Regions from separate parts of the Homo sapiens genome. Here region 2 is linked to region 1. Evidence: read pairs that join two places in POLR2A ChIA-PET (ENCODE). Cell type or tissue: HepG2. All regions are shown on one strand. Each heading gives the region's core, and the rest is flanking DNA. Links, peaks and the distances in the headings are about the cores only.

Evidence for each region. ChIA-PET counts read pairs that join two places held together with the same protein. Peaks named below come from ENCODE experiments on the same cell type or tissue, not always from the same donor. Only the 100,000 strongest peaks of a DNase experiment are listed, where the experiment ranks them.
Region 2: POLR2A ChIA-PET joins it to region 1 with 11 read pairs; 1 of 35 experiments calls an interaction of 5 or more read pairs at or near these places.

What each region holds. Positions count from the first base shown.
Region 1 is chr2:84,298,123-84,302,543 of GRCh38, forward strand. All of the region lies in intron 1 of LOC107985905 (a long non-coding RNA gene), which reads right to left. Among named protein-coding and RNA genes, the nearest start is that of SUCLG1, 160 kb to the right of the region's middle. In HepG2, for the core only: no CTCF peak of the experiment used is centred there; a DNase peak (open chromatin) is centred at 2,349.
Region 2 is chr2:83,065,839-83,070,259 of GRCh38, forward strand. No RefSeq gene overlaps it. Among named protein-coding and RNA genes, the nearest start is that of LINC01809, 450 kb to the right of the region's middle. In HepG2, for the core only: no CTCF peak of the experiment used is centred there; a DNase peak (open chromatin) is centred at 2,293.

The DNA.
Region 1 (4,421 bases), core at 1,074-3,573:
GTGTGTTTTGTTGAACAGAAGTTCTTAGTTTTCATAGAGTTGAACTTATCTGTCTCTTCTTTAGAGTTAGTGCTTTCATGGTCTTATTTAAGAAATATTTCCCTGCTCCAAGCACATAAAGATATAGTTTCATACTCACTTCCAGAAGAATTTAGTTCTGCTTTTCACAATTAGATCTTTTATCCTTCTGGCATTAAATTTTAAAATGTCTCAAACTTCTTTGTCAAATTATAATGGGAACCATAGCACCATGTTCTTGAGCACTGGCTTGGAGGCCGCCTGCGTTTCGGTCATGGCTCAGATGTTCACTAGCTGTGTGACTCTGAGAGTCTGCTTTACTTCTCTGTGCCTCTCTCCCAGCTGTAATAGTACCCACCAGAGCACTTTTCTGAGAGTTAAATGAATTAATATGTAAAAGCGCTAGAAGAAAGAATGTCTGGCACACACTTAATGCTTTATAGGACTTAGCTACGTCTTTTTTCTGCCCTTAATGTTTCTCCTCGGCTTACTCAGACCCAATGATCGTGCTTGCCATGCCCTAACAACAGCCAAGAAACATGACCCCATGGAAGCTGTGTGCTGTCGTGATCAATATTCTGCCTGAAGAGTTTCTTTTCACCATATAATTTTCTTGCATGTGTCAGTATTTATATGCTTCACTTGCCATCTGCAGGCACCTCAGCCTTCTAAGAAAACGTGCCTAGTTCTGTCGACTTTAAGATCAGAGAGATGTGGAATTCAGTTCTCCCCAGATATTTCTTATGCTCCCCGGGAAGTAAAATAGCTCTGAAAGTGGTGGAAAAGAGAAACATTTCTCAACTTTCATTCAACTGGGATGTACATTTCTGGGGACACTGCATGATCTGTCTGTCTTTTTCCTGTTACTGGGTGACACCTTTAAGGCACCAAAAGTAGCTTCAAGCCAGAAAAGGAAAGAAACCAACATTTGTTGAGAGATTTCTAAGTTATAGTAAGTGCTTTACATATGTTATTTAAGCTACCCAATAAGTGAGAGAGGGAGGTAACTAATATGCAGAAGAGTCAGAAATTCTGTATTCAGAACAAAGTCCTTCTACTTTCCAGATGAAAGCTCTTTACAGCAGGCAGCCTCCCAAGAGGCACCATCTAGTAGACTTAGAATCATTCTGGCCTTCTTGAATGCCCCACGTATTTTAGACTTTTTTCTATTTTGTCATCTCATCTGCATCCTGCTCCCTCCTTGCGCTAGCCCTTGGTTGTGCTTTCAGCACAAAAACCTGTTCTCCCAGTGAATGCCGGCACCTGCAGCTGACCACCCACCATGAATCTTAGACTGGACCCCCTCTGCAAAATCTCATGCTAGCAGCTGCCCCTGTGGACTCTCTCTTAGGAATGGCAGCATATGAAGTTTCTCTTCTCTTACAGACATGTTTATACAGGTCAGTTTCTATGTCATTGTGCCTGTATATACATGTAAGCAAGGATGGGCATGTAACAGTAATGACTTGATTAATGAGAATGATCATTATATATAGTTATGCAATGAAACATGTATGATTCAAGTGAACACATAACATAAAATTTCATGTAACCTAACTGGTATTAACTTATATGAATCCTTCTAGTAAGTTGAAGTCCATTTTTAGAGTAATACAAGTAACAGGACATGAGCTATTATTTTTAAGAATTTACTCAAATGAGCAACTTCTAGGTTGAGTCTCTAAAGAACCTACTGGGGTTAAGCTCTCCGACACAGCAGCCCTGATTCAGTATTCTCTGCAGATCTCAGGGTGCATAACACAGGTCTGGCATCCACAATGAGATCTTCAATGAATGCTTGTTGTGTATAAATAGATGAAAGAATGGATTGGATCCATTGACACGCAGCCCAATCATCTTTCCACAGCCAGCTCCAGCCCTGTACCAATAATCACTAGGAATAAGAATTAGTACCCTGAGGCTGTCTAGAAGCCAGTCATCAGGTTCAGTCTTGCAAGCTAACTTAGACTTAATTAGGCAGAAACATTGACTCAAGCATCTCAAATTATTTAAACAGCAAGAGTTCAGATTGGCATCTTTCTTCACAACCCGTAATACAGGGCTTCGCAGGCAGCAAACGTTCAATAAATACTAACTGATTACACTTCAGAAATCTAGATAATTCTATTAACCAAATTCCTCCTTTGCTGTATGTGTATCCATTAATCAAGGTAAACATCCAAAGACACACATCTGTGTGTCCATCTTACCGCCTCCACCAAATTCCTCCTTTGCTGTATGTGTATCCATTAATCAAGGTAAACATCCAAAGACACACATCTGTGTGTCCGTCTTACCGCCTCCACCAAATTCCTCCTTTGCTGTATGTGTATCCATTAATCAAGGTAAACATCCAAAGACACACATCTGTGTGTCCATCCCACCGCCTCCACCAAATTCCTCCTTTGCTGTATGTGTATCCATTAATCAAGGTAAACATCCAAAGACACACATCTGTGTGTCCATCCCACCGCCTCCACTGACCTCTGCCTTCACTGTCTGCATGTGTGGGCTGGCTGCTAAGGGACCAGATTTAATTATCAGATTTTAAGCACATTCCTTCTCTCCAAATTATGTGAGTTTGTTTTTCTATTTGAGAGTTTGGCAAAAGCTATATTCCCACCCTGTCACTTACTCAAGAGGAAATGTGTTACTCTTAGCAAGAGGACATCTCCCACAGTAGGAATCCAACAGCGTCTGCAGAGGTGGTCCCAGCTTGCGGCAGCCTCTACGGATTGCCAAACTCCCACCTCAGGCTGCCCCTACTTGCCTTTTGCAGTGAGCCTCCAGAAAATGTTCAGACGGCCCCAGCAAACAGCCAGAAAAGGCATGGTACTTGGATAGGAAGGTGACATAGGGACCTCAACTCCCTAAATTGCTTTATGGTTTTTGCAGACCTGGAAGGGTATTTCTCAGAATGATTCCTGGCTACTTAATTGTTGGTCAGTCCAAGCACGTTGCTATCACTTCTTCAACTACCAGTAGGCAAGGAGTCGATGGTAAAATAAGCTAGTGCTTAGACTTTAAGCAATGATTAGACAGAATTATATCCCCCCCAAATTTTATGTGTTGAAACTCTAACCCCCAGTACCTCAGACTGTACAGACTATATTTGGAGGCAGCATCTTTTAAAAGGTAATTAAGGTAAGTTGAGTTCATATAGGTGGGACCTAATACAGTATGACTGGTGTCCTTATAAGAAGAAGAGATTAGGATACCAAATGACACAGAGAAAGGACCGTGTGAAGACACTGGAAGAAGACAGACATCTACAAGCCAAGGAGAGAGGTCTTAGAAGAAGCCAACTTGACTGACATCTGGATCTCAGACTTGCAACCTCCAGAACTATGAAAAAATTAATTTCTGTTATTTAAGCCTGTGGCAGTTTGTTATGGCAGCCCAAGCACACTAATCCAGGCAGCAAAGAGCCTGAGATAAACTGTGACCATTTGCCACAATGGTCAACATCTTAAATGGTCACTGGAGGCAAATTGTCACAACTATTGAAGAATAGAGGACATTCAGGGGACAATGCACCCCTGTTCTTTATGTTAACTCATTACCAATATCTCTGTATCCATTCTCTACCCCTACATAACAAACCACCTAAAACTTCGCAGCGTAACACAATCACCATTTATTTGCTCACAACTCTGGGCCAACAATTTGGGCTGGAGCATCTGGGCAGCACTTCTGCTGCTGTCTCTAGAGGCCATTCACATGGATGCAGCCACCTGGCGCTTGTCTCAGGGAGAGATGCTAGAAGATGGCCTGGTTCACATGCCTGGAAATTGGTGCCGGCTGCTCGCTGCAGTGCCTTCATTCTCATGCTCCAGCATGCTGGGCAGAATTGCTTTCCATGGTGGTCTCGGGTCAGCAATCCAAAAGGGCAATTGCAGAAACCCTAAGACTTTTTGAGGCTGAGATTCAGAAGTCTCACAATATCACTTCAACACATTCATTTGGGTAAAGTAAGTCACATGGTATCTTAGTGCACTTATCATTATTATAACAGAATACTACAGACTGGGTAATTTATAAAGAAAAGAAACGTATTTCTTATAATTTTGGAGGCTGAGAAGTTCAAGGGCCCTGCATCTGGCAAGGGCCTTCTTGCTGCATCATCCTATGGCAGAAGCCAGAAGGACAAGAGAGCACCGAGGAGAGAGAGTAAGAAAAAGGCAGTCAAATTTGCTTTTATAACAAAGCCATTCCCAAGATAGCAAAGCCACTCTCAAAATAATTAATCCACTCCTGCAACAATGACATTAATTCAGTCATGCGGGTAGAGCCCTCCTGACCCAATCACCTCTTATTAAGCCCCACCTTCCAACACTACTGCATTAAGGATTACGTTTCCAACACATGAACTTTGGGGGACATAGTCAGACCATCACACAGGG
Region 2 (4,421 bases), core at 775-3,274, 1.2 Mb before region 1:
TTTCCCATTCCACACCACCTCCCTTGAACAGAAAATGAGCTTCTATTGTGTGAAGCCATTAAAATATTGATGTTTGGCTAGGCATGGTGGCTCACATCTGTTAACACCCAGCACTCTGGGAGGCCGAGGTTGGGCAGATCACTTGAGCCTAGGAGTAAGCCTGGCAACATGGGAAAACCCTGTCTCTACTAAGAAAATATACAAAAATTAGCCAGGCATGGTGGTGTGCACCTGAGTCCTAACTACTCACTGAGTCCTAACTACTCGGGAGGCTGAGGTGGGAGGTTTGCTTGAGCCTGGGAGGTGGAGGTTGCAACAAGTCGCAATCATGCCACTACACTCCGGCCTAGATAACAGACTTAGACTCTGCCTCCAAAAAAACAAAACAAAAAAAGTTGGTGTTTATCTGCTACAGCACCTTATTTACATTACGAATATTCTCATAGATTGATTAGCCTTCTAGCATGGTTGAAACCAAGACAATTGTTCTCCTTTTTCCTTCCTCTAGCATCACTGATTTTATGCCTTGAGTTTGGCATCATTAACCTGGATAGCTAATGAACCAACCATTGTGTTCATTATGAGAACATAATTTTGCTCGAGGCAGTTACAGGGTTTGGATGTTAGTATGGGCTATGATCTTTAGTGGTCTCTGATATTTTGGATTATTTCATAGAAGAACCTCTGAAAGTCTAGATCAACATCTGAAGACCTACTAGGAACATATCTACTCTATAAAAGGGGGCCTTGGTTAAAGCTGTGGAAGAAGCACCATGTCCGCACAGGCATTGGAATGAGACTACTCTGGCTGAAACAAGAAAGAATAGTAAATAGAGAAGGATAAACTCATAATTTATTTGATTACAATTCTTTAGACTTTAATTTTCATGTTTATTTGTACATTGGCTTTTAATTTTTCCGTAGGGTATGCTGATAAATCTGAATTATATTTGAAATTGAGCTTTCCATATGTTGCTGTATATTAGACAATACTGCCCTTTCATCTATTTGCAAATCATTGAATAAATTCTTTTGGATATCATAACATACATAATGGTGGGTGTATTTGCTCATTTTCACACTTCTATAAAACACTTCCCCAGACCAGTTAATTTATAAAGAAAAGAGGTTTAATTGACTCATAGGTCAGCATGGCTAGGGAGGCCTCAGGAAACTTAGAATCATGGCAGAAGGTAAAGGGGAAGCAAGGCACCTTCTTCACAAGGTGGCAGGAAAGAGAAGTGTCGAATGAATGGGGAAAAGCCCCTTAGAAAACATCAGATCTTGTGAGAACTCACTCACTGTCACAAGAACAGCATGGGGTAAACTACCCCCATGATTCAATTACCTCCACCTGGTCTCTCCCTTGACATCTGAGGATTATGGGGTTTATGGAAATGACAATTCAAGATGAGATTGTGATGGGGACACAAAGCCTAACCACATCAGTAGGGAATTGAATAAGAAGTTAAGTTTTAACCTTGAGAACAGAGTAAACCAGAATTAGTTAAATTTAATAGGCTTTAATAAACAATTTCAGAACCTTGTAGTGAAGGCTAAACTAAGCATTGGTTAGGCCCAGGATGGCACCAAGAGGAACAATAACTGGTCTAAGAGAAAAAGCCTTGGTGTGTTGACAGAAGGACCATAGTAATAGATCACCTGTCAGTCAAAAGGTGATACTTTGTCCCTCTTTTCTCTGATTTCTGCATTTATTGATCAATTGATTCTAAACCCTGTAAAGGAAGAAGAATGTCATTTCCTAAAACCATAAAATCCCATATTTTACTATGTGCCAGTAACTCTTCTTTGAGAAACATACAGATATGTGATAAACGGGAACTAAGAAAGAATAAAATCTATTATGTATACCAGTTCAGACAGGAGAAAACAAGAGACATCTATTTTCATTCCTATACCACTAACTAGTGGGTGAATATGAGCTAAGCATCAATTTTCCAGCAATCAATATGCACCAAACTTGCATTTTCCTTTATTTTCAGCAAGACAGCCTTAACATTCCTCTCAGTTGGGCTAAACTTGGGACAGGTTTATTTCTGATGATGAGCCCCTGATATCCTTTTTCTTAGAGTATTTATTTTAGAAAACTGGCAGTTATAAATCCTTCCTCTTCCCCATTGAGATATGTCTTCTCCCAGCCTCTTACCCGTTTTACAACCCAGAAATGCCTTTCTCAAGGACCTGGCAGCCATCCCTTTGAAATGTAATCATTAACTAAGATAGCTCTCCTAACCTCTGTCTCTTTGGGAGAGTAGGAGCCTAACTTCAATACTGCCAACTGGCAAATACAGATGGCCTAATCACTTGGACTTTCTTCTCCATAATGTCCTCCAGTTTTTTTTCCACTAGCTCAACCCAGTACTTAAACAAAAAACAAACAAATAATACTTTGTCTTTTATTTCACTGGAAGTGAGTTTACTCTCTTTCCCTATGGTAACATTCCTAATTCCTATTGCAATAGTCTTAAAGAAAAAATTCTCCTTACCTGTTTAACCCTGACTGGTGTAATTTCTCTTTGATATCCTCATTTATACTCTTCACTTGTGAAAATCCATGACCAAAGTGACACATTTGTTGTATTATGTTTCATGAAAGCTATTGTGAACTTTGTGAGATTCTTTGTTTAATAAAGTATACCAAAATCAGATGAGTATAACACTAGCTTGCTCAACCTGTGGCTCATGGGCTACATCTGACCCAGGATAGCTTTGAATGCATCCCAACACAAACACGTGACCCAGGATAGCTTTGAATGCATCCCAACACAAACTCGTCAACTTTCTTAACGCATTATGAGTATTGTGCGATTTTTTTCTTTTTTTAGTTCATTAGCTACAATTAGTGTTAGTGTATTTTATGTGGGGCTCAAGACAATTCTTCTACTTCCAATGTGGCCCACAGAAGCCAAAATATTGGTCATCCTTGGTATAGCAGATTGAAACTATATATAAGTCAGTTCATGAAGAGAAGTCACATAGGAATCAGGACTTCCCATTGCTTTTCTCATGACGTGTTACCTTACTTAATTTCTTAAGATCAGTCTTGTGGTCTGTATGCAATCCCTTGTGATATGTTCATGAATCAGGAGAGTGGAATGAATATCATATATTATCTCTAGTATCAAATACCCAAACTAAGGAGAAGGCAGAGATTTCATAACAGAGTTTTAATCTATAGCTGCCAAAGGGATTGAATGTTGTATCTGTTACTAGGTTAATCATATATTTATTTCCACAGTTTTCAGCTTTATTATCACAAATGTTTGTGTAAACTAGGGAAGAAATTACGATAAAATATTATGTTGAAAAAATACTTTATATGTAAACTAGTGTAATCTTTTCATGTTATATTTAAAGAGACAGATGATTCACCATAATTCTTATCTTCTTTGCTTTGAACATAAAAGATGGTAAATGAATATTTGTTATATAAAAATAAGTTCATAAAAATAATGTTATGAGTCGTTTAGTCCTATAAAGAATGAGACTACTCTGGCTGAAACAAGAAAGCTGGCATAAAGAAAGTTCACATGCCAGCTTCCTGATTTGATGTCACCAATTATGAATATTTATTATGAAACTTAGTTGAAATTGTTTTTATTCATTTACTTATTTAATAAATATATATAATGAACTTAGTTTCCTTCCAGAAATTATTCTCAGGCCTGGAGATAGACAGATAAACAAAAATAACTAGGTTAATAAAAACCTTAGCCCTCATGGGCTTTATATGTTAGTACCAGTAGAGAGATGATAACAAGGAAGTAAAATATGTGATATCTGGTTTTGTGAGTTAATAAAAAGAAAATATTTCCTAACACTGGAGTTTAAAGAAGAATGGATTGCATCCTGCCGAATATGCCCAGCTAAAGTATATATTGTTTTTACTATTAAGAAGTACCATTCTTTTCAGGAATTTTTCTTAAGGAAAGTTGTCAGGGTCAAGAAGACAGTGAACTTCATTTATTTTCTTCTTGGTTCTATGTTGTCATAAATCTCCTTGACATTTGCAAATTTATTTAACCATTCTGTAGAGTGAGGACACTAAGTCTTATTTATCTCTCTTTTTGTCCATATACAGCTTTGTGGCTTGGCATGGTGCCTACTTTCTCTAGTCTCTGCTGCTTGGGAGACTGAAGTGAGAGGATAAGAAAAAAAACCTTTGTGAAGGTTTGAGGTGAAGTGATGGAAACTATAAACATTAATACCCAGATTACCAGGCAATATTTTTGTCATATTAAATTGAAAAATTTTGCAATTAATAAGCACGCTATAACATTATATATAGACTTAAGACCTCAAAGCATTTAAACCTAGGCAACAACAGATTTCAAATATAGAACTAAATCTAGTTATCATAGGCTGAATCGAATGACTTCCATGTCACTTCTTGATACTTA